Regions from separate parts of the Mus musculus genome. Here region 2 is linked to region 1. A link is a loop called in an ENCODE intact Hi-C map of the cell type or tissue named here. Cell type or tissue: heart. All regions are shown on one strand. Links, peaks and the distances in the headings refer to the core of each region. The heading gives the core; the rest is flanking DNA. Region 1 has its middle 44 kb from the start of Fam114a2. Region 2 overlaps Galnt10 (polypeptide N-acetylgalactosaminyltransferase 10).

Region 1 (12,396 bases), core at 2,593-10,592:
GTTAAAATCATAATATAAAATACAATTCAATTCCAAAAAATCCCCCACCCCCAAGTCTTTAAAACTTCCATTGCTACAAAAGTCTATTTAAATCTCCAAAGTCTTGGTTGTGGGCTCATATAAAATAAAAGACAAGGGGCTGGAGAAATGTTAGGAGCATGTCAAAGATTGAGAGTGTTTGAGGATCCTAGTTCGGATCCCAGCACCCACATCAGGGCTCTCACAATTCCCTGTAACACCATGGACACAGAATCTGGCGCCCTCTTCTGATTTTTGCAGGTATTGCACTCAATATGCATATATCACCTATAGATATAAGTGCATTTATACAATTAAAAACAAGGCCTTTTAAAAAAAAAAAACAAATAATACTGCCTCGTTTGGGAGTAAGAATGAACATTAAATCCATGACTAAATTGTGAGATCCATGAAAGTGTCTCTCCCGTCACACCCACTGATCTTCAAGGTGAACCTCAGTATGGAGTCCCCACGCTGACTACATCATCACTCCTGGGTGCTTGTCACAGAAGCAGGTGCTTAGGCCCTTCTGAGTATGTCACTGGCATCTGCACTGTGACAAAGACCTCATTCCCACGTGATTTCTCGTGCCCATCAGGGTTCACGAGTTCCCACAACAGGACCAGGGCACCAGGCAGAGGTTCTTGGCGTCTCTCTAAGTCTCCTTTTTCCTGTACAGGCAAGGGGCTAAGAGTCCTGTCTGGTAAGCCGGGTGACATCATGCTAATGAGAAATAATGCCGATTTGACACGAGAGGCTGCTGACCAGGTGAGTAACGTACCTGCTCCTCACATGCTCCTTGAGAAAAAGAGGCTTAGGAGACATGAAGTCAACGGAGTCTCGTGGTGTGAGGGGGGGTGGGCAAAGAGGTAGAGTGGGGAGTTTTCTCAGACTACTTCTAGAGGGTCCAGGGCACAGGGAACACTGAAACTGTACCCCCTAATGGCATCATAAGTTCCCTGGGGCGTGCTGTCTTCTCACAGAAGTACCTCTACCTCCTCTGGATCCCCGAGCACTGGAACAGATCCAACCGGTTCTCATACCTTCATTGATCCCTACCCCCACCCCACCCCCTGCCACACCAGTTCTCGTCCCTTCTCTTGAACACTTGTGAACATTCTCCAGCTCTGGGAAGATCAGCTTGTCTCTCAGCTTCTTCAGGGAGCTCCCCCCGCCCCCCACAATGCCCCTGCGTTAGTTACTGTTGTATGAATTCAGACAGTGTTTGCTCAAAGAAAGTTCCATACCAGAGTATAGACTTCGACGCCTGGTCACAGTGCCCAGCAGTTAAGACCCCAAGAAGCTGTTAGCTCACATCCCAACCTAGCTGTGGTTGGGCTACTGTTACTGTAAACATGACTGTATTTAGAAATGCCTTGGGCACTGGTGACAGACACCTTTGAACGTCTCTGCCAGGAAGTTTTCAGAGAGCAGGGAGTTTTCAGAGAGGTTTAACTGCAAGGCAGGGGAGACCTGCCCTGGAAGTCAGTGGCACCCCTCCACAAACTGGTCTGCCAAAGTGAATAAAAAAGGGGGAGGGGAGCCAGCGGAGCACCTCATTGGTCTATTCCTGCTTCCTGACTCACCTAGGTTTGACCAATCAGCATCACACTCCTGGAACCGCAATCACAAGCAGCTCCTGACACTAAGCCATCCCCACCACAATGGAGACTGTGGGGCAGAGTCAGCCCAGTCTCATTCTTAACCAGGCGCTGGCGGTGCACACCTTTAATCCCAGCACTTGGGAAGCAGAGGAAGGGAGATCTCAGAGTTCGAGGCCAGCCTGGTCTACAGAGCAAGTTCCAGGACAGCCAGGACTAAACAGAGAAGCCTTGTCTCAAGAAAGAAAGAAAGAAATACAGCAACAACCCACTATTAGAACTCAGGTCACAGTGAAAGTGGGGGACTTTGATACCTCACTCCTTCCAACAGACAAGGGATGGGACAAAAACTAAACAGAAAAACATTGGGAACAGATAATGTCATAAATTAAATGGAGCAAAAAAAAAAACGTGCACCGAGCATGTCACTTGGACACAGAAGAGCCTACATTCTTCTCCTCAGCCTATAGAACTTCCTCCAAAATAGACCACATATCAGGACTCAAGGCAAGTCTCAACAACTATAGAAAATTTGACATAATATCCTGCCTTCTGTCTGAGCACAACGGAATAAAGCGGACTATGTCAAAGATGATAGGAACTGAAAGAACTCCTGGGAACAACCCCACCACTGAGTGATAACTGGGACAAGGAAGAACTCAAGAGAGAAATTTTAGAATTCCTACAGGTGGATGAAATGAAAACACAGCATGCTAAAGTCTAAGGGAAGACAGTCCCGAGGTTAGGAAAGATTAGAACACTAAGTGTCTACATCAAAAAAAAACTTAATCTCAAATCAATAACCAAATGACTCAACTGAAAGAACCAACAACACCTAACACAGTGGCTGGGGACGGGCTGGAGAGACGAGTACTTGCTGCTCTGCCAGGGCACCCACGTTTGGTTCCCAGCACCCACGTGGTGTCTCCTAACTCAAAAAAGCCTAGGGCCAGATGGATTCAGAGCAGAATCCTCCTCTAAAAGGATTTCAAAAGAGAACGAACACTAACACACCTCAGATTACTCCATAAGATAGAAAAGGAAGAGGCATTACTAAACTCCTTTTCGGAGGTTAGTATTACCCTATATCAAAACTACACAAAGACCAACCCAAAAACAGAAAGAAAGAAAGGGAGGGAGGGAGGGAGGGAGGGAGGGAGGGAGGGAGGGAGGGAGGGAGGGAGGGAGGGAGGAAAAGAAAGAAAGAGAAAAAGAAAGAGAGAAAGAATAAGAAAAAGAAAAGAAAATTACAGGACAGCATCTCTGATGAAGACAGATGCAGATAGATAGATAGATAGATAGATAGATAGATAGATAGATAGATAGATAGATAGATAGATAGATAGATAGATAGATAGAACCCTTCCTCCAAACCAAATTCAAAAACACATTTCAAAATATTATTATCAAGTTGGCTTCGTCCCAGAGACACCGGGATGGTTCAATATTGGTAAATCAACAAATGTAATCTATCACATAAAAAGATCTAAGGACAAAAAATTCATTAGATGCAGAAAAGGCCTCGGACAAAATCCTTTTGGAGCTAGATTTGCTAGGAATGCAGCTCGACACAATGGAGGCAGTTTAGAGCAAGTCCACAGCCAACCTCCTGCTCACTGGAGAAAACCTCAAGGCATTGTCTCTAAAACCAGGAACAAGACAAGGTGCCCACTCTCCCCGCCCCTCTTCAATGCTGTAACTGAAGCCTCAACTAGAGCAATAAGAACGGAAGGAGACAAGGACGTGCAAACAGGAAAGGAAAAATACAAAGTATCTATTTGCAGATGATATGATTTGACACATAAGAGACCCTAAAAACTCCAGAAAAAAAAAAGCTGATAAACACATTCAGCAAAGCAGCAGGCTACAAAACTAACACAGGAAAGTCAGTAGCTTTCCCAGCTCCAACAAGTGTACCAAGAAAGAAATCAGGGACATATGGCCATTCACAATAGCCTCAGAAACAATGAAACGTCTTGCAATAAATTTAACCAAGAAAGTATAAGTCTTATACAAGAAAACACTGGCTTCTTAAAACGTGAGATTCTGGGGATGGAACATTAGCCCATGCTTGTCTCCAAGGCACCTTAGCAGCTGAACCATCTCACCCCGACCCCGACCCCGACCCCGACCCCGACGACGACCCAGACCCCGACCCCGACGACGACCCAGACCCAGACCCAGACCCCCAGACCCAGACCCTGACGACCCAGACCCAGACGACCCAGACCCTGACCCAGACCCAGACCCAGACCCAGACCCAGACCCAGACCCAGACCCAGACCCAGACCCAGACCCAGACCCAGACCCAGACCCAGACCCAGACCCAGACCCAGACCCAGCCTCTATATTTAACAGATTCTATTAACTCAAATTAACTTAGCAGTTTTCTGTTCCACTCACACAGGAAGCCTAATGGGCTCATAACCTAGTAAAAGAGGCCTTGATGTGACATAATTCTGCTACACTGGGCACAGAGGTCCTGAGACGTTTGGAAAGGGAGGATTCCTGTATTACAGGTCACCCAAGAAGACTTCACAACACACTGAAAAGGTGAGCTGGGGCCAGCAGGAACAGCTTTGGCAGCTGAGAACCCTGGGAACGGACTCGCATCAATCAGCAAAGGCCTCCAAGTAGCTACAGCGTGAGCTGCGTGTGGGCAGGTCCTTCGCTTCAAGGAGACCAAACCAGCTACTGGGAGCTTGGCAGCTCTGTGCATGGTTTGTGGAGGATAGAGTCTTCAATGGGTCCTGGAGGGTACCCAGGGTGACAGCCAGTCTGTTGTGCAGAACACGGCAGCAGTATTTGTCACAGCTTGCAACACGCACTTTCCCTGAAGAACTAGGAGCTTCCTCCCCAAAGCCGCCACCAAGCCAAGTGACTTGGAGAGAGAGAGAAAAAAAAAACTGTCGTGCAATTGCTGGAAATGTTTAGGGGGTCTCAGAGACAACAATGCAGGAGGGGCAGGTGAACTGTGGAAACGGATACTCAGTGCTAAGGTAGAGGATCCATCCTCTCTCTCTCTCTCTCTCTCTCTCTCTCTCTCTCTCTCTCTCTCTCTCTCTCCACCTCCCACGGCTAGCATGTCTTCTTGAACAGCCATTCTGACTGGGTTAAGATGGACTCTCAACGGTAGTTTTGAATTGCATTTCTCCAGTGGATAAAAATACTAAACATTATTTTCATGTCTTTGTTTTACTTCTGATCTTATTGTTTTGTATCATTTTTGAGGCTGAGGCTCCTGCAACCCAGGCTGGACTTAAACTGGATATGTAGCGGGGGATGACCTTGAACTCTTGATCCTCCTGCCTCTACCTCCACCTCACCCATGCCCACAGATTTGAAGAGTCTTCCTCTATTCACTTCAAAGTTTCAGCCCTTTCGTTAAGGTGGGCCACTTTGAGCTGACCTTGGCTGAGCATGACACAGGTCCAGTTCAGTCTTCTACGCGAGCATGTCCAGAGGCCATCTTTCCTCCAGTGTATGTTTTCGTACCTGTGGTGGGGAGGGTTCTTCTGCTGGTCGACAGGCCGTGCTTCGTGCCAGTTCCGGCTGTTTTGTTGCTGTAAGTGTCACCTAGCTTAAGATTCGCGTCATCTCTCCAGCATTGCTCTTAGCTCAATGTCGTTTTGGCTGTGCAGGGTGTTTGTGCTTCCCCTGTGGGTTTTAGCATTGTGCTTTCTAGTTCTGTGAACAATGTCATTGGACTTTGGATGGGGTCTGCATTGAACCTGTTCATCTCTTTTGGTAATATGCCCACCTTCACAATGTTAATCCTGCCAGTCCCTGAACATGGGAAGTGCTTCCATCCGCTCGCCACAGTCCTTTCTTCTCACTTCTCTGTGAATTGCCTTCCAGCTCTCCATGTGTCTCCCTGCTCTGGGGCTCCATAAGCTCTTGCGCTAACCAGACAGCAGTTAGCTCCTAGGGTCCTGACTGATGGACATTGAATGCTCACTAACTCCCAGAGCACTTTACACCCAACCACCCCTTCATCATCCTTGGCCATCTCACAGAACTGATTGGCTGGGGGAACCTGAGGCTCCGAGAGGCTGAAAGGGAAGGGGGCCAGAGCTGCAGGCAAATACAGGGGATCTCCTCCCTTCTCCCTCCACGGTCCATCCCGCCAGGAATGCTCTGGCTTGGAGAGGAGGCTGAACACCCCAAGTCAGACTGAAGCCAGGAACAGGAGGAGGCGGTTGCCATGGCAACAAGTGGATAGAGCACTGTGCTTATTGCTTCAGCTCTCCTGACTTCAGGGGAAAAGGAAAAGAAGGATCAGCCAGGACAGGAAGTCTGGAGACGGAGGAGGCAGCCTGTGCACTAAGGATCTGGTGTTGGAAAACTAGGACCTGAGTGTGTGAGCTGGAGCAAGTCCTGCTTTTGCATGAGCCTCTGTGACTGTGGTGGTTTGAATGCTTGGCCCAGGGGGGGATGGCACTATTAGGAGGCGTGGCCTTGTTGGAGGAAGTGTGTCACTATAGGTGGGCTTTGAGGTCTCCCAGTGCTCAAGCTCTGCTGGTACAGAAGAGAGCCTCCTCCTAGCTGCCTATAGAAGAGAGCTTCCTCCTGACTGCCTGCAGTAGAGTATCCTCTTGGATGCCTTCAGATCAAGATGTAGAATTCTTGGCACCTCCAGTTCCAAGTCTGCCTGGATGATGTCATGCTTTCCACCATGATGATAATGGACTAAACCTCTGAAACTGTTAAGCCAGCCCCAATTAAATGTTGTCCTTTATAAAAGTTGCCTTGGTCATGGTGTCTCTCCACAGCAATAAAACTCTAACAAAAACAGCGACCATCAGAAATATCAGGCCCTAGGGTCTCCAGTACCTGACAATCCTAACACGTGGGAATTCTCTATCATGAATCAAGATCCAGAGGGCTGAAAACACCACCAGTGTGACCCAGAGGTGACAGCAACTCACTGGACTCTCAGGATAACTGTGATGTGCACAGCCTTCTCCCAGCCTCCCCAGTAGACCGAAATGTCCTAGAAGCCTCAGTCTTCCGCAATATAACAGAGGACGTTATGCGTGTGCATTATGGCAAAAAGGTACAGTGACCAAAACTGGCCAGCAGATGGAGCCAAGCACTCTGGAATCCAGAGCAGATTTCTAGTTTGGGTTTTGGTGGGAATTTTTATAGTTCGTTTTGTTTTACTTGGTTGGTTGGTTGGTTGGTTGGTTGGTTGGTTGGTTGGTTGGTTGGTTGGTTGGTTGTTGGTAAGGGACGCATACATGCCTGGGCATTTGTGTGGCAGTCAGAGGACAACTTTCAGGAGTTGTTGTGTGTTTTTTTTTTCCTCCCACCATTGTAGATCCCACAGATTAAACTCAGGCTTAGCATCAAGTACCTTTCACTGCTGCCTTACCCCACTGGCTCCTGTTTCCTGTTTTGATTCCCAAAGCTATGGAATCAGAAACCAAGACACGAAGGTAAGAGGTATGTTTGAGGTTTCCCACCTGCGAGCTGTCTAAGCCAGACATAAGATGCTAAGACCAGCCATTATCTTCCTCCCCCCCCCCCCCCCCGTCTTAGTCAGGGTTTCTATTCCTGCACAGACATCATGACCAAGAAGCAGTTGGGGAGGAAAGGGTTTATTTGGCTTACACTTCCATACTGCTGTTCATCACCAAAGGAAGCCAGGACTGGAACTCAAGCAGGTCAGAGAGCAGGAGCTGGTGCAGAGGCCATAGAGGGATGTTCTTTACTGGCTTGCTTCCCCAGGCTTGCTCAGCCTGCTCTCTTATAGAACCAAGATTACCAGCCCAGAGATGGTCCCACCCGCAAGGGGACCTCCCTCCTTGATCACTAATTGAGAAAATGCCTTACAGCTGGATCTCATGGAGGCATTTCCCCAACTGAAGCTCCTTTCTCTGTGATAACGCCAGCCTGTGTCAAGTTGACACAAAACTAGCCAGTACACCCCCCTACTTTTCTCTGTCCAGCCAGCAGGACTCTGGTCAGGCAGAATAAATTCCAAGACACCCTGATCTAATTCTAGCTTGCTTGTAATAGGATGATGGGGAACAAGGAAGGCAGTCCTCAGTCAGAGGAATCGGGTTCACAGAGCACCTGGGGTTGCCTAGACACATAGCACACGTCAAAAATGAACAGTAAAGTCGATCACAGAGGCTTTTTTTAAAATATTTTTTATTACGTATTTTCCTCAATTACATTTCCAATGCTCTCCCAAAAGTCCCCCATACCCTCCCCCCCCCCACTCCCCTACCCACCCATTCCCATTTTTTGGCCCTGGCGTTCCCCTGTACTGGGGCATATAAAGTTTGTGTGTCCAATGGGCCTCTCTTTCCAGTGATGGCCGACTAGGCCATCTTTTGATACATATGCAGCTAGAGTCAAGAGCTCCGGGGTACTGGTTAGTTCAGAATGTTGTTCAATAATAGCCAGAAGCTGGAAAGAACCCAGATGCCCCTCAACAGAGGAATGGATACAGAAAATGTGGTACCTTTACACAATGGAGTACTACTCAGCTATTTAAAAGAATGAATTTATGAAATTCCTAGGCAAATGGATGGACCACAGAGGCTTAACTAGCGTGTGGACTGTTTCACTGTGTAGCCCTTCGCCTCTGCTGCTGCGTTCCTGTGGAGTCTCACACCTGCGTGGCCTTTCTCCCTCACTTCCTTCTGGCTTCACCCTCTCCTAGGCTGGGAACAACTGTCATCCTGAGGCTAGGCCTGTTTTTTTCTGTTTTGTGGCCATCACTTCCTAGGATAAGCAGTCATACTTTAGCAAGATGATGAGGCAGAGGCCGGATGGCCAGGGTGTGAGAAAGCCCTGAGGTCATGGGAATCCCGCACCTTCCCATCCATCAGCTCCCAGGTAGCTCCATTCCCCCCACCTCTCTTGTCTCTGATCTTCTACAGACCCTGGAGCCAGCCTCTTCCCGGTGTGAGCAATCTCATCTCCAGCAGCCCCTCCCTCCCTGACCAGCCAGACCCTCTGCTTTCCAGGTACAGATGTTTCTCTAGCAGGGTCTCCTGGAGGCACAGCATCCTGTCTCAAGGACCCACACTGCTTGCCGTCATTGCTTGCTTGACAGTGGAAGGAACACCATTCTAGGTTGATATCTACCACTGTGAAGAAGAAGAAAAAAGTCTTTGTCCAAAGGCAACTGATGGAAGGAAACTGTTTATTTCGGCTTATACTTCCAGGTCACAGTCAATCACAAAGGGAAATCAGCCCAGGATCTCAGTCAGACACTGTGGAGGAAGACGTTTCGGCTCTCTCATCGGCTCCCATTTGCCCAGGGAATGCTACCACCCACAGTGGATTAGTAACAATGAAGACATTCCCCCACAGCTGACCACAGACCAACCTGATGAAGATACAACCTGAGAAAGTTGATACTTTTTTTTCCTCCAAGGGATTCTGGGCTACTAGGGGGAGCACTGTGGAGTCCAGCAATCCCCCTCAAGTCCGACCCTGCCCTGACAGAGGGCACTCCTTCCAACTAGAGGTTCCCATGTTTCCTGTTCAGTTCATTCTTCCTTAGGATCTGGCCAAACCAACCCAACTCTGACTCCATGTGGCCTTGGCTGGGACTCAGTGTGTCTGAGTGCCTCCCTGGTGCTGGCTTGCAGCTGAGTCCTCTCACGGGAATGCTGTGGGGTCTTTGCTCCTGCTCTGCCCTCCAGCCCGAATGGGACGGGCACCCCACAGACTCTAGAACCCTCATGGTACTGAAGACTGGTCTATCTTTAGACTCAGCTGATGTCCAGACATCAGACAAGAAGCCCGGTCCTGATTATATTGTCATTTTTTAATGCTACATAAATAAAATTATGCAGAATGTAGCCCGTGGGGCTTTTTCCTCCCCTAATCCGCATAATTAATTCCCTTGGGATTGACCTCAGCTGTTACAAAGATCTATTGTGGGTTCATTACTATAATTGCTGAGAATCACATAGTATGGCTGTATCCGAGTCTAGGTCTTTCCAGTGTTGGGGGTGTAATAAGCATAGCTGCTAGGCAAAGCATGTCCTCCTTTCTCATCACTAATTACACTAATCAACCCAGATGTCCCTACATAACCGAGGCCTTTGTTCCTGCTGTGTCGAACATGTTCTGTGACCATATTGTCCTTTCTATGCCAAGTCTAGTGGCTCTGGGAAACCCCAAGCAGGTGCTCCCTCACAGGTTTTATCACTGGATGGGCATCTCTGTGCCAGTCCCTTCAGGGACTAACACAGGACACATATGAGGCTAAAAATCACAGGACAGACTCACTGCAGAGGCTCTGCACACAGAGTTGGGACATCTAAAAGCCAGGCCTCTTGGTCTCTTTCACGGTCATTATCCTAACAATCAAGAATGAAACTGGTTTCCCTGCTGACAGCTCATGGTGACCGTGTCACGTCATGGAAAGCGGGAACTCTGGTGCTCTGCGTTTGAGCCCCATCACAGACACCTCTGTGACCTCAGACTGATGACATAACTCTCCCATGCCTCAGTTTCCTCTTCTATAAAATAGGCACATTAACAGCAGAGTGGTTGTAAGGATTAAATGGTGTAAGCATTACATGATACATACTCAGGACAGTATCTGGGACACTGTCACAAGGCAGGGTCTCCGTAGATGATTTACACAGATCAACCCACCAACGACTGATCACAGTGTGACGAGACTGATTTTACAGATCAAATTGAAGAGTGGATTACTTATCCATTGCCACAGAGCTGGGAAGCGAGAGAGCAGAGATTACTTTATGAGCCTGTCTGCAGTAGTCTTGCAGCCCCCAAACTGGGGGTGTCATTACCTTGGCCCCCAAGTGGTTATGAGAATTTAAAGTACATTCCACAGTACTTCCTATTCAAAGTGCTCCCTGTGTGAGCTTCCTTTTAGCTGTTGGTGGCTCATAATTCTGCAGTTCCAGGTGTGGGGCATTGGGCTACATACACAGACAGTCTGGTCTCCAGTCGAGCTGGGTTGTGGAACCCCGGGACCCGGTGGTGGTAATTCACCTACATGGGACGGTAGGAGTTCCCTCGTGTCTCCTGGAACTCTGACTCCTGTCAAAGTTACCTCTCCCACAGCCCCCACAGGAGAACCATGGTCAGTAGTCACATAGACAAAGTCCCAAGCTTCTGACCTTCAGGCTAAACTCCTCCCCAGTTACCTAGCAACAGTAAGATAACAGCCCACCATAAGAGGGGCTGCTTGGCCCCACCTCGCTCTCTTACTCCCCTTACTCTCCTCTCTTTCTCCTCTCCTCTCACTCTCTTGCTCTCTCTTTCTTACTCTCTAGCCTTTCTTCTTCTCTCTCCCTTTCACCTTTCTCTCCTCTTGGCCAGGGCCGGTCTCTCTCTCTCTCTCTCTCTCTCTCTCTCTCTCTCTCTCTCTCTCTCTCTTTCTACCTTCTCTCTTTTCCCCTGCCTTTCTACAATAATGCTCTAAAACCACAGACTATCTGTTCATCAAGGCCCACTGCACTTGGACAATGGAATAGGCTTTCCTCTAGTGAGCCGTTTCTAATCTCCTGATGGAAGGCCTTCCTGTGCTCTAGTCAAGGCCCGGACTAAGGACTCTCTCGCCTGTGTGGAAACCTCTCTCCCTATGCCCTCTCTCCCATAACCCCGGGGCTACAGGGTGTTGCCCCGGGGCCCCTGGTTGGGGGCTGCCCCTTGTCCATCCCCCACCATGTGGGGTCAGTAGCTTGGATGCCTACCCGGGGCCAAGTGGAAAGTGTCTAACAGCCCTCCCACATCAGCCTGCCCAGAGCTTAGAATGAACTCTGGCTGGATGTGGACTATCCTCCCTTCCCCCTTGTGATGATTTGTACATTCTTGGACCAGGGAGTGGCACCATCTAGAGGTGTGGCCTTGTTGGAATAGGTATGACCTGGTTGGAATAGGTGTGTCACTATGGGTGTGGGCTTAAGACTCTCACCCTAGTTGCCTGGGAAGTCAGTCTTCCACTAACATCCTTTGGATGAAGACATAGAACTCTCAGCTCCTCCTGCGCCATGCCTGCCTGGATACTGCCATGCTCCCACCTTGATGATAATGGACTGAATCTCTGAACCTGTAAGCCAGCCCCAATTAAATGTTGTTTTTATAAGACTTGCCTTGGTCATGGTGTCTGTTCACAGCAGTAAAACCCTAACTAAGACACCCCTCTTCCCCTACCCCACTTAGTTCCCACATCCAGGGACAGTAGGTATCAGCTCCTTGAGTCAAAACCAGCCAAGGCAGCAACAAGGAGCGATGAGAGCATCTGTAAACATCCGCCATGCTAACCCGACTGGACAGGCAGGCCGGAGACAAGGCCATCCAGCCCAGCCCAGACATGTTAGCTGCTCGCTCCCTCCCTCCCTCCCTCTGAGGCTTTCAAAGCTGCTCCATGGCTCAGCCAGAACCACCAGCATGAACTAACCCGAACAGAACACACACACTCCATATTGTTTCCCCAGCACTTAGCCCAGCGTCTCTCTACACATGCCGAAGTGAGGTAGGCTCTATAGTCAGACCAGCAAAGACAGAGCAGAAGATCTGAGCACAGGGCCTAGCTGAGTCTATGTCTCTTAGGAGGCCTCAATGTCCTTGGCTGGGAAGTCATACACTCCAGATGTCAGCAGATCCATTCTATACTGACAGCCACACTCACTTCTGATCCTGCGGCAGAACACCAAAGTGAGCTGGAGAGTCGCTGGGATGGGTTGACAACTTGACAACATCTGGAATCAACTAAAATCTAAACTTGGGGCTCGGGTGGGGTGGGGGGCACACCTGTGAGGGATTCTTGCTCGAT
Region 2 (12,396 bases), core at 2,509-10,508, 300 kb after region 1:
TGAAAGTGAAGAACCATTACCCACAAGTCATCTTCTATATATGCCATGGCACCTGTATGCACATATGTGCGCGTGCACACACATACACACAGTAATAGAACCAGCATTCGACATGAGCTGTTGCTGGCTGACAAGTTCCCAACCCATGAGGGACAACCAGCACCATGACTGGGTTGAGCATCAACCTTCAACGCGGCTGTCTGATGTCAAACACCAGGAGGAAAGATCTCAGGACCCATGTCAGGATCAGGTGGCCCATGTCAGGTCCTAGCGTTGCCACTGCCAGCAGCAGCTTGGACCAGGATGTTTCTTCTCAGAGCCTTAATTTTCAGCTTCCATAAAATGAGGTTAGTGGTTATGTGGCTCTCAAAGTTGTTGAGAATTAAGAGTCCTAAAAAACATTATCGTTATCAAGTTATCAAGATGTCGGCATTGTCTACAGGACCAGCCGTGTAGTTCAGACCTTGGGACTACAAACAAGCTCTCTAGAATTCTGTGCAAACACTTCTCCGGTGTGATAGAGAGGGCAGTCTGTGTCTCTATGAACCGCCAAGTCTTTGATGCTCTCCCCTTTGAGAGGACAGCCTCCCAAACACAACTAGTGTTGGTATCAAGGGATAATGCCCAGAGTACTTAACAAAAGATTCGGCACCAGTCCACTGGGACAGACAGATGCTCTGTAACTGCACAGCTCCAACCCTCATAGGGTAACCAGGATGCCACAGCAGCCCTTCACACGAGTCAGACCTGTGAGGGTCATGCTCATGTTACACTCACTTCAAACTGCACGGTCTGCAGTGACAGGGACAGGGCCTGACCCCAAGCTTGCCAGCTCCAAAATCGACATTCTATAGCCTGTTGAGTGGCTGTGCATCCTGAGGCTGCTCTATGTATAGACTGAGAAGCGACAGTGTCTGCCATGGATGCAGGTTTTGTGAGCCATAGCACAGAGGTCTTGTCTGTTGGCTCAGTCTCCCCGGCCCTTGTAATCTAGCTTGGCAAAGGCTGCATTCCATCAGTGTAGTGAAGCCGCCAATCCATCCACCAGACACCTCATGACGCATTGTTCCAGGTTTGTCCCCAGCAGCAGGCCCATCTGCATAGCGAAGTGTTGCTAGGTACTCCACTGCAGTAGATCTAGGATCTGTCTGTGGCTCACTCATGGCTACATCCCCAGCACCTGAAGGATTGCCTGGCAAGGACGGCGCTGCATGAAATTTGTAGCTGGACATGGGTGGCCCGGGCCAACTGTGTGGTCGCCAGAGCTGCTTCCCCGCCCCGCAGTAACTTGTTCTCCAGAGCTGCGGAGGAGGAGACCAGCAGACAGGGCGTCATTCACCAAGGGATCTCTGAGCCCACGGGGATTTCATGTTATTCCATACATTTCAAAAAACGCATCTAATGTCCCTCATCAGACAGTCGCGGCAGAATAAATGATGGGGGTGTTGTTTTTGTTTTAGTCCTCCGGTTCAGTTTATTTACAAAAGACTTGCTAATGAAGCCACACTGGAGAATGAGGAAGGAAGCTGGCTCGAATTCCATCTGATCCAATTATGCTGGGCACTCTCTGGGGATAATGAGCTGGAATAATGAGGGGGCCTGGCCTCGGGGAGGGAGACATTCTCTCTCTCTCTCTCTCTCTCTCTCTCTCTCTCTGCCCTGGACAGTGACAGCCTGCCTGTCCTGCCTATGTTCCAGGCCCCAGGCAGGCCTGTCCAGCTGCTATGCTGTCTCTTTGAGCACAGGCTCTGTCTCAGCCAGGGCTCAGCCTCTCCCAAGAGCCTCTCTCTCTTTGCCGAGACCCCATTCATTCTTCATGGTGACAGAAATGACAATGGCCTGAGAGACGCAAGTGCACCTCCAGAAATTATGACGGATCCGTCGTTGCCACCGGGCCCCCCAGATTAATAACCCTGCTCTGATGCCAGGCCATGCCTGTTTCTCCTGACAGGAGAAGAGTAAAACTCACTCCAGGGCTAAAGATGTAGCTCGGCAGTAGAGGGCTTGCCCAGCAACCGTGAGTCACTGCCACACAGTTAATATGTTTATTACACCTGCGCCACCATTGATGCGTTGCTTGGGTATGATGGCGTACACTTGTTATCCCAGCACGCAGGCCGAGGCAGGAAGGAGCTGGTGAGTCTAAGGCTGATCTGCACTACGCAATTCCTGTATGGGAGGGAGGGAGGGATGGATGGATGGACGGACGGATGGATGAAAAGAACAAGTAAGGGACCTGAGATGTAGCTCACTTGGTAGAGCAGTTGCGTGTGAGCTCTGAGTTTGAGCCCCAGCATAAACTAACTGGGCGGTGCGTGCCTATGATCCTAAGCACCAGATGGCAGAAGAATCAGGAGTTCAAGGTTAGCCTGGGCTGCATGAGACTTTGCCTCAAAATAAGTCAGGAAAGTTGCAGTCTGAAACTGTCTGGAAGTCACCGATCTCCTCTTCCTCCTGTGGAGGTCTTTGTGTCAGAGTCTCCTGCTTGGGAGCTTGGCCTCTCAGTTCTAAAGGCAGGTTAAAACTGGGCTCTGTAGCTCAGCCCACCAGCACCCCAACACACCCCACCCCATCCTGCTTCTCTTCTCTCTGTGCCCCACCCCCACCCCCTGCTTCTCCTCTGACCCCATCATTCCCAGTACTCTTATACCAGTAACCCAGACCAAAACCAACATAGTGTATGTAAAGGCCAGGCCTGAAGGACTGACAGTTCCCCAGGTCAGAACCCAACCCCCCAAGCCAGGTCCAGTCACTCAGTCTGCTGTCGGTCACTCTGCAGGGCTGGCTCCTACAGCTCACCAGCAGCCTATGGGAACCTGTGGGAAGCTCCTCGAGGGTTTGTGACCTGACGGCTGCCCGTCTGTCCCAGGGCTAGCTGCAGTCCTGGCCCTCCTGGAGCCAGCAGGGTGGTGTGCTAGGGAGGAACTTATCTGCAGCGGGCCTCAGTTTCCCTGTGTGGAGCTTCATCGGCTGTAAAGGGAGCAAGGCCTGAAGGTGCAGTGTAACTAACTAAGGGCAGAGCAAGGTCACCCTGGTTGGGGCTTGGCCCTACCATGACTGCCAGTGTCCAGTGCAGCAACTCAGAATGCCAACCTGAGTCTCTGGCTTTCTGTCCCAAAAAGGGACAACCCCAGTTTTGGGACCCTACTCCTGAGGTTGAGAGATGTGTGTCAGAAGACATTGGTGATGGAGATCATGATAGTGAGGCTGTCTGCTTTACTTCATCCAAGGCAGAATTAAGGCAGGCTGCATCCAGAGAAGGATGTGCTGGGCCCTTCTGTTTCAGACAATGACTGCTCTCCTGGCTAAGAGGAGCATGAGACCCTTTCTCAAAACCAAGAGAAAGACCTGAGACCTCAGCCCTCAAGGCTAGGGAGTAAAAGTGGCTAGCCTGGTCACTGGGCCCAGGAGGAGTGAGTGGGACTGTCCTCCACACAGAGAAAGTGCTGACAGGCACAGACACCCGGGAGGATCTCAGCCGAGATGCATCTGTGCACATAATTATGTTTAGTTTAAGAGGAAAGCAGTGAAGGGAAGTGCAAGTCCTGCTGAGAGCCAAGAAGCCCCTTGGGGGTGTCAGGGCAGGGCCTGCAGGAAGGCAGGGAGCTAGCAGAGCTCAGGGTACAAGGAGTTCTCCAGACTGAGGGAAGAGCCGTAGAGAGAGAGACAAGGATAAGAGGTGGGAGACGAGAGGAGGAAGTCAGCCATGGGGACCGCTCTCAAGCTGATGACCTTATGCAAGATGCATCTTGCGTAGTCCAATGGACTCAGTAGTCAACAGCAGGTTCAGCCTGGAAGGTTTAGCAGGTTTATTCCCATTCTGAGTCAGCCCTCCGCATCTCCATCCAGGGCAGGAATCCATGGAGAGCATCCAGCCAGGTCCTCTGTGAGTTCAGGACATCCTGAGCTCTGGGAACACCTTGGCTGCCTCAAACCTTGCAGCAGAGCAAGGTCACCCTAGTTGCATCAGGCTGGTGGCCAGGCTGGTGTGGCCAGGGATAAAGGAGCTGGAGGTCCTGGCAAAAAAAAAAAGAAAAAAAGAAAAGAAAAAGAAGGCTTTGGATTTCATTTGCCCATTGCACAGTGGAAGGACAGCAGAGCTGGGTCAGCTTTAGCTAGTGCACATGTCACAGAAGATGGTCAAAACCAGGATACACAAGTTGTCTCCACCAGCTTGGCACCACCTCTCAGAAAGGCAGAGGGTGGCCTGGCATCAAGTAGGCATACCTGCCTGGCAAAGCATGCTTACCCATCAATCCCTGGCGACGGGAGAGTGGCGGTGATGGGAGGCTGGCAGCTGATCAATATCTCCTGCTTTAAAAATAAAGTTCTTGGCTTGGCCTTGACATTAATCTAGTGTCCAGATCTTGGCTTGGCCTTGACATTAATCTAGCATCCAGAGCCCATTATCTTGAGACCAGTGTTCTGTTCCATTGACCAGCCGGGGTTTTCCTTTCCCCACCATCAGAATAGAACTGCGCTGCCCAGACAGCACCCCTGCGTTCTGAAACAACTCCCACCCTGGGAAATGGCACAAAGGACATCCTACATCTATCCTGGCAGGAGATAGAAAGACCCTCTCACCCTTTGAGAGCCCTGAATGGATTAGGATGTGAAGCCCAGCCCCTCAGTGGGGCCCCAGCAAGGGTGCTGTACAGAACTGGAGTCATCCCGTGCTAGTCTCTCAATCCACAGGAGACAGAATGTGAAAACACGGTGGATGGCGTCCCAGAAACAGCTGGGACCCTCCACACCCAAAGCCACTGTGGCCTCCATTCTGGACTGTAGTATCTGCCCAGGACCACACCCACCACGCCCCATGAGCAGAGCCAACTTTGTAAAGTTGAATGGGATTAAGATATCCTGTCTAGTCATGCCCCGACGAGAGCCCCCCCCCCCCGCCTTCCCTTCCCTCACAGCCCACTGGGTGCCAGGCCTTCGACGTCCGTGACCCAGCGTCTGTGCCTGCCCCTGTGCACACTTGGCCGTTCTCTGCACCTTGCAGTATTTTTCTGCACCATTCTGAGTTCAGGACCTGTGAAGCCCATGCAGGCTGCATGCTGGCATCTGAGGGCATGGGGACATTAGGTCACCTTTGTCCTCTCTTCTCACCCTACAGGTGTGGATGTGTGGGGGCCGCATGGAGGACATCCCCTGCTCCAGAGTGGGCCACATCTACAGGAAGTATGTGCCCTACAAGGTCCCTGCCGGAGTCAGCCTGGCCCGGGTAAGTTAGTGGCTTTCCAGGGGATTGGGGACAGCCTCTGGCAGCATGGAGGCCTCCTGGGTCCCCAGGCTGAGTGGTTGGTAGACAATTTCCAAATGAAATCCAACCAGAAGGAACTTAGGTGAAGCCCTGCCTGGCCACATGGAGACTCTGACGGCGTCCTCTGAGGCTGGGTTTGGAGCTTCGACAAATTAAACTCAATCCTTTCTGATACTTTCAGCACCAAAAAAAGACAGGAAACTGATGTGTTGGTGGAGTGAACTGGTCATTTCACAGGAGGGTTACTTGTGGTGGAGCTAGTGGAGGTACAAAGCTTGACCGGGGTAATTTAAAGAAACATGACAAGCAGACATAGTGGTGGTCTTTTATGTTGATAACCTTGGTGGGAGGCAGGAGGGGGGTGGTAAATAAATAGTTATCTTCTTCACCCTCCCCCCAAAACATGTAAAACTGTGATTGACCTGAAAACCATATCAGGGGTTGAAGTTGGCTGCTGACTTCAAGGGATAATCATTAGCAAGATTAGGGAGTATGGGGTTCGTTTACTGGGGAAATAAAATTTATTGGAAATAAATTAAATAAAGGGAACCTCAAAACTAAGGGACGCTTCTGAAAAGACACGGTGATGTTTGAGATACTAGAGAGGCCAGAGTGCAGCCACACACCCCAAAAATAACCTTGGGGGACCCTCTGGCCTGAGTTCCCAGCGGTTCCCCCTCAGAGAGCCATTTTCATTCATTTTTCTCAACTTCAAATACTGCTGAGCCGGAACATGGCCTAGAAGGCAGGGCAGCAGAGCCCTCTAGTGGTGAATGACTCTAATGACAGCCTCCAGGCCTGCTGCTCTGTGGACAGCCCCTTAACAGGGGAGCTGGGTTCCAGATAAGACATCTTCCCAGATGCCTTTGTCCCTCCCTGAGGAATTCCAAACAGGAAAACAACCAGTCTTTTCATAAGCTAGAGACTGCTACTCTTAGAGGCTACCAGGAGCGTGGGGACAGTGACCCCCGAGCAGGGCCCCACTCCCCAACTGCATCCTTTCCCAAGCCAGAGAAGACTGCAGAGCCACCACACAAGCCTGCCTTTCAGCAGGCGCCCTGCAGAGCAGGGACACAGTGAACTCCCTTCTGCCAGGGTTCTAGCCTCTGCTTCCTGGATGGAAATGAAATGCATCAAATAGCTCAAACTCCAGCTCAGCCCAGTTCAAGGCTGACAAGCGCCTGCATCTGTTGCCGTGACGCCCACACAGGGGTTGGTGGCTGCGTCCCTGTTAGCAGCTGGGGCTGGATAGGGTGCCTCCGTGTCTCAGCTGAATCCCGTTCAGGTATTCAACATCTTTGGCCATCTGTCTGTCCTCAGTCAGATGCTGTGTTTGATGTGAGCTAGCCCCCCCCCCCCGCCCCCGTGGTACATCCCACCTATTCCCTATAAGGCCAGCTATTGCCTGTATGGCTGTACACAAGGTGCTTGTACCCACCGTGGCTACAGCTCACTGCCACCCTTTCTTTAATTGCGGGTCACGTGCAACATGTTTGCTCTCCCCAGCGTTCTGGAATCAGAGACAAAGGGAGCAGGGAGTTCAAAACCAACTCAGGCTTCACAATCGAGACCCTGTCTCGGAAGACAGAAATAAGTCGGCTTACTGTTTTGGCAACAAAGTTCACAGGCTTCTAGAACACTTGCTTCCTAATGACAAGTAGGGCCCTGAGAGAGCCAGCATGCTCTCTTTGAGTGGCACATCTGCCTCTAGAATAAACAGTGCAGTCTTTTACTGCACAAGCCTGTCACTGTCACTGAAAGGCAGCCCTGCAGCAGGCGGAGGGGCCAGGCCTTGACATGCAGGCCAGCGGAGATTTCCCTGTGTTCTAGATTGTTCCTGATGTGTAGGGCACTGAGACCTCCCACTTCCACCAGGCCCAGCATTTGCGGTGGAGGCACCCAGTGAGAGGAACTCTCTTTCCAGTGGTATCGGTGGCAGCAAGGAAGCTTGGCTGTCTCTGGGGATCTACCACAGGATTCTTTCCCATGCATGGTCTCCCTGGTGTCACCGTGCCTCCCTAAGCTCCAGAGAAGGTGACTTTCTGCTTGGCTCATGAGCTAAGAACAGTTTTCACAGTTTTAAGCAATTGGAGGGGAATCTGTGACAACTTGAAAATCAAATGGCGGTTGACATCATAAAGTTTTATTGGCGCCCGGCCCTGCTCCCTCATTTACATAGGGCCCTGTCTGTTTTACAGCCCTGTGCCTTGAGACCATCTGGTCTCCAGAACGCAGATCCCCACCAGAAAACACTAAAACATTTGTCCAGCCACCTCGCCCCGCCCCGCCCCGCCATGCAGTCTGCTCCTAAAGCAGACCTTTACAGACAGGTGCGACTGGTTACACTGCAGAGGGAAACTCAGCTTAACCTCGAGATAGAAGTCGAGCCCACCCAATTACCTGGGTGTCCTGAGGGAGCGGGGAAGCGGGGAAGCGGGTCCAGGCCATTGGAAGAGGCCTGGGTTTGAAGGAAGAGGTTTCCAAGCAGGGGCTTTTGCTGGACCCCATAGACTTGTGCTCTTCGCTCTGAATGGAGTCTGCACAAGATCTCAACCCTCCTGTCTCCACATCACTTTGCCCAGGGCTACCTCCCTCTAAGGAAGGCCACATCCAGTTGCCATTGGTTGATGTTTTACAGTTGGCTGTCCTGAGGCCTCATAGTAAAACTCTCAAACCTCTAAGGATTGTTAGAGATCCCACCTTCTGGTGGGATTGGACCTTCTGAGTGCAAATTATTCTTGTCATGGAATCCCATCGGAACTGTTGTTAAAAATGACAGAAACCGGGCTGGAGAGATGGCTCAGGGGTTAAGAGCCTTGACTGCTCCTCCAGAGATCCTGAGTTCAATTCCCAGCAACCACATGGTGGCTCACAACCATCTGTAATGGGATCCAATTGCCTCTTCTGGTGTGTCTGAAGATAGCTATAGTGTATTCATATACATAAAACAAATAATAATTTATTTTTTTAAATGTCCCACTCAAATTGGCTTTGAAGAGCAGGAGAGCTGGCTTAAGAGTATTCAGGGTACAGGTATGGGGTTCTGAGTTTGGATCCCAGCACCCACATATGAAGCCAGACCACAGACACCTGTAACCACCACCGATCCAGGGAAAGACACGGGATAACTGGGATTTGCTGGTTGCTATCCTAGCTCCAGGCTCGGTGAAAAACCCTGTCTCAAAAAATAAGGTGCAGGGGCTGACAAAATGGCTCTGGGCTAGCCTGTGCTCCTCAGCAAGCTTGACCCTTGCACCCATCTCTCATTCCAGAACCTGAAGCGAGTGGCAGAGGTATGGATGGATGAATACGCAGAATACATCTACCAGCGCAGGCCGGAGTACCGCCACCTCTCAGCTGGAGATGTCGTGGCCCAGAAAAAGCTCCGAGTCTCCCTCAACTGTAAGAGCTTCAAGTGGTTTATGACCAAAATTGCCTGGGACCTGCCCAAGTTCTACCCACCCGTGGAACCTCCGGCTGCGGCATGGGGGGAGGTGAGTGTGAATGGAGGGGCTGGACCCTCACTGCAGGAACGTGCCCAGGAATGCCTAAACGTCACAGTCCTTTCTTCCCTTTCTCTCTTGGACCCTGTCCTGGTGGCGTTGATTTTGTGCCGTTGTGCTACTAAATGTTCTGAGTGGCTACGCTGGGTCAGCATCCATTTTTTCCTTTTGACTATGAGACACTGCTGGATTTGGTTTGGTGTCTAATGTCCTTTGGCTTGTGATGCCAGGGACAGGAGCGCAGGACCTTTCACGTTCTAAGCCGTGCTCTTGGGTGAGCCATGCACACAGCCTATGGTCCCCATTGGAAATGCAGACTAAGAGCACACAGAACAGGTTCAGGGCAACTGAGGAAGGGCCCCCATCTCCACCTCACCCTCCTGCGAGCTTCTCACCGGAACCTTTGAAGCCTGCTGTTGCTACCTGGCCTCTGGGTGATGTGTGCGTCCTAAGCAAATGTGCAGCCTAGAACTCCAACCCAACCCCCAGCCTTCATGGCTGATGTGTGGGCCAGGGCCATTTTTGTTCTTTGGAGTGGGTTGGGGAGAACCCACACTTTCTTGTGCCATTCTCTAACCAGAAAGGATAATTCTACGTGGACAGCAAAGATCTTGCATCCCTTTTGAATCGCTTCCTGGACAGATACTGTCCCTGGACAGACCTGTCCCCTTCAAGCCCTTGGAATTGGGGTCAAATGGATCCTGGATCTGTTGGATAGAGTGCTCTCAGTGTGAGGCCAGAGAAGGACCTTGCCCTACAGGGTTCTCCTTTCTCCCGGAGGACCTCCCAGCAGCCTGGGGCAAGCTCCTCACGGGCAGTTCGAAGTTCAGCCTGGCTGGGGTTTCTGCCGTAGTCTCCCCAGCATCCGGCAGGGCCCAGTGGACACCTCGAGGAGTCTCAGTGGCTGGTCCCTTTCCTCCCTCAGATTCGCAATGTGGGCACAGGACTGTGCACAGACACGAAGCTTGGCACACTGGGCTCCCCACTGAGGCTCGAGACCTGCATCCGGGGCCGAGGCGAGGCTGCTTGGAACAGTATGCAGGTAAGGGCCACTTAAAGGGGCTCTCGGTCCCAGGTCAGTTGTCAGCCAGGAGATGAGTCTCAGAACTCCCAGAGCACCAGGGAAAGGGGGGTGGGATTCCTGCACGTGACACCACCTGGACGGATACACTCCCGCCCTCATGCCTAGGACCAATAGACAACTTTGGCTCATTTCACTAATAAGGGGTGCATGTGTGTGTGTGTGTGTGTGTGTGTGTGTGTGTGTGTGTGTATGTGTGTATACGCGAGTGTGCGTGCATGTATCTGCTCTGGTTTCTGTTATTAAACTCAGTGCCATGTACTGAGTACTTTATAAAGAATGAAAGTTTATACTTGAAGTTCTCATGGTTCTGCAGATACAAGAGTGTGACTTCTGGCCAGGTCTATCAGGGATCTTTCTGCGGGATAATGACTCATAGAAGGCACCGCCTCAGAACGCAGGCAGCATGTGCTGCCTGCCCCGTGTCTGTCTTACTCTGCTTATAAAGTCCTCGGGCTGGCCGGTGAGATGACCCAGCCAGTAAAGGTACTTGCTGCCTTACAGGGCTAAAAAAAAAAAAAAAAAAAAAAGTTCAATCCCCAGAACTCAGGGCAGCAGATGAGAACCAGATCCCCAAAGTTGCCCCTGACCAACACATTCATGCTGTGGCACATGGTGAAACACACACACACACACACACACACACACACACACACACACAGAGGGAGAGGGAGAAGGAGAGAGAGAAAAAGAATACTTTTTTAAAAAAATAAATAAATAATAAAAATATTTTTTGTAATCAAGGTCTCACTATGTAGCCCTGGCTGTCATGGAACTTGCTACGTAGACCAGGTTGGCCTTGAACTCACAAAGATCCTCTTACCTTGGCCTCCTGGATTCTAGAAATAAAGGCGTGCACCACACCCAGCCTATACAAATAAATTTAAACAAACAAACAAAAAAAAGACACTGGGGAAAAAAAGGCTGGGGATGAAGCCCTACTAGGGTGATTGCCTAACGTGCAAAACCCTGGATTTAAATCCTCAACACCACGCACGTAACTAGTCATGGCGGCACACACACCTGTAATTAACCCCAGCACTCTGGAGACTGAGGCAGGAGATGGGAGGTCAAGGCCAGCCCGTGCTATGTGAGCGGCTCTCTCTTTTGGTGTGCTAAAGAATGTGTAGTGTTCACCAGACACAGGGAGTCTTGAACACCGCACACTGCAAGTCCAACTGATGGAAACCAGTCTAACAGTACGGTGCCATCTCAAGTGATGATGATGATGATGGTGGTGGTGGTGGTGATGATGATGATGACTAGTATAGAGGGCGGGGACCATGTCAGTGCTTGCTACCCGTCTAGCAATGTCCCTGTGTATGCAGGTCTTTACCTTCACCTGGCGGGAGGACATCCGGCCTGGAGACCCTCAGCACACCAAGAAGTTTTGCTTCGACGCTGTCTCCCACACCAGCCCAGTCACCCTCTACGACTGCCACAGCATGAAGGGCAACCAGCTGTGGAAATACCGCAAGGTGTGGGGGCGTGGTGTGGCATGGGGGACCCCCGAGCACCTCCTCGCTAGGCTAGGCTGTCGGTCTGAAGGGTTGCGGTGCCTCCTGCTTCTCCCTGCAGATCCTGCCCACTCATCCTGCTCTGCCAGTGACCTGGCCCTGAGAGACAGGACAGGAACCCAGACTCATGCATTTTAAAAAGGAAGCCATGCTGGGGTATGGTGGTGTCCATCTTAGATGCCAGCACTAGGAAGGAAGAGGCAGGCAGCTCTCGGTGAGATGGAGGCCAGCCTGGTTTACATACAGCTCTAGGTCAGTCCTAGTTGCATAGCAAGACTCTGAAACAAAAGGAGAGAAAGAAAAAAGAAAGGGAGAGAGAGAAAGGAAGGAAGGGGGAAGGAGGAAGCGTGCTCTCACGCATTCCGTGCAGCAGGGACGCAGTAGTACTCTGGTTAGAAGCAGGCCGTGCTGAAGGTCCCACTTAGAAGTGCATTCAAGCTGGGCAGTGGTGGTGCACGCCTTTAATCCCAGCACTTGGGAGGCAGAGGCAGGCGGATTTCTGAGTTCGAGGCCAGCCTGGTCTCCAGAGTGAGTTCCAGGACAGCCAGGGCTACACAGAGAAACCCTGTCTCGAAAACAAACAAAAAAAGAAGGAGCATTCATCATGAGGTGACAGGAGACGCTGGGCCTTGCTTCCTTGTTGCTGTCATGGCTCCTGTGTTCCCCCACTGACAACCTTCCTGTTCTGTAGGACAAGACGCTGTACCACCCTGTGAGCGGCAGCTGCATGGACTGCAGCGAGAGTGACCACAGGGTCTTCATGAACACCTGCAATCCCTCCTCCCTCACCCAGCAGTGGCTCTTTGAACACACCAACTCGACGGTCTTAGAGAATTTCAACAAGAACTGAGTCCTTAGACCTTGACAAACCCCTCAGGTTCCTGTGGAGCTCATAAACCTTCCTCCTGTGGGAGAAGAGGCATCGGTGGGCACCAAGGTGCTGGGTTCTTGAAGGACTGACATGGTGGGGCCACGGGGAGAACAGACCATACCAATGGCTCTCCAAGAAGGCGGAGCCTGCTCACATCA

What was found. Hi-C counts contacts between places; a loop is a spot of excess contacts. Peaks named below come from ENCODE experiments on the same cell type or tissue, not always from the same donor. Only the 100,000 strongest peaks of a DNase experiment are listed, where the experiment ranks them.
Region 2: it touches region 1 in a loop (11-fold over the local background); 19 of 42 quality-filtered maps call a loop at or near these places.

The regions. Positions count from the first base shown.
Region 1 is chr11:57,468,647-57,481,042 of GRCm38, forward strand. No RefSeq gene overlaps it. Among named protein-coding and RNA genes, the nearest start is that of Fam114a2, 44 kb to the right of the region's middle. In heart, for the core only: a CTCF peak has its summit at 6,675 (motif pointing right); no DNase peak of the experiment used is centred there.
Region 2 is chr11:57,772,512-57,784,907 of GRCm38, forward strand. It overlaps Galnt10 (polypeptide N-acetylgalactosaminyltransferase 10), which reads left to right. Exons shown (of 12, transcript NM_134189.2): 8 at 5,120-5,227; 9 at 8,539-8,760; 10 at 9,695-9,811; 11 at 11,179-11,328; 12 at 12,059-12,396. The coding sequence ends at 12,217. Among named protein-coding and RNA genes, the nearest start is that of 2010001A14Rik, 23 kb to the right of the region's middle. In heart, for the core only: no CTCF peak of the experiment used is centred there; a DNase peak (open chromatin) is centred at 3,530; H3K27ac peaks cover 253 bases.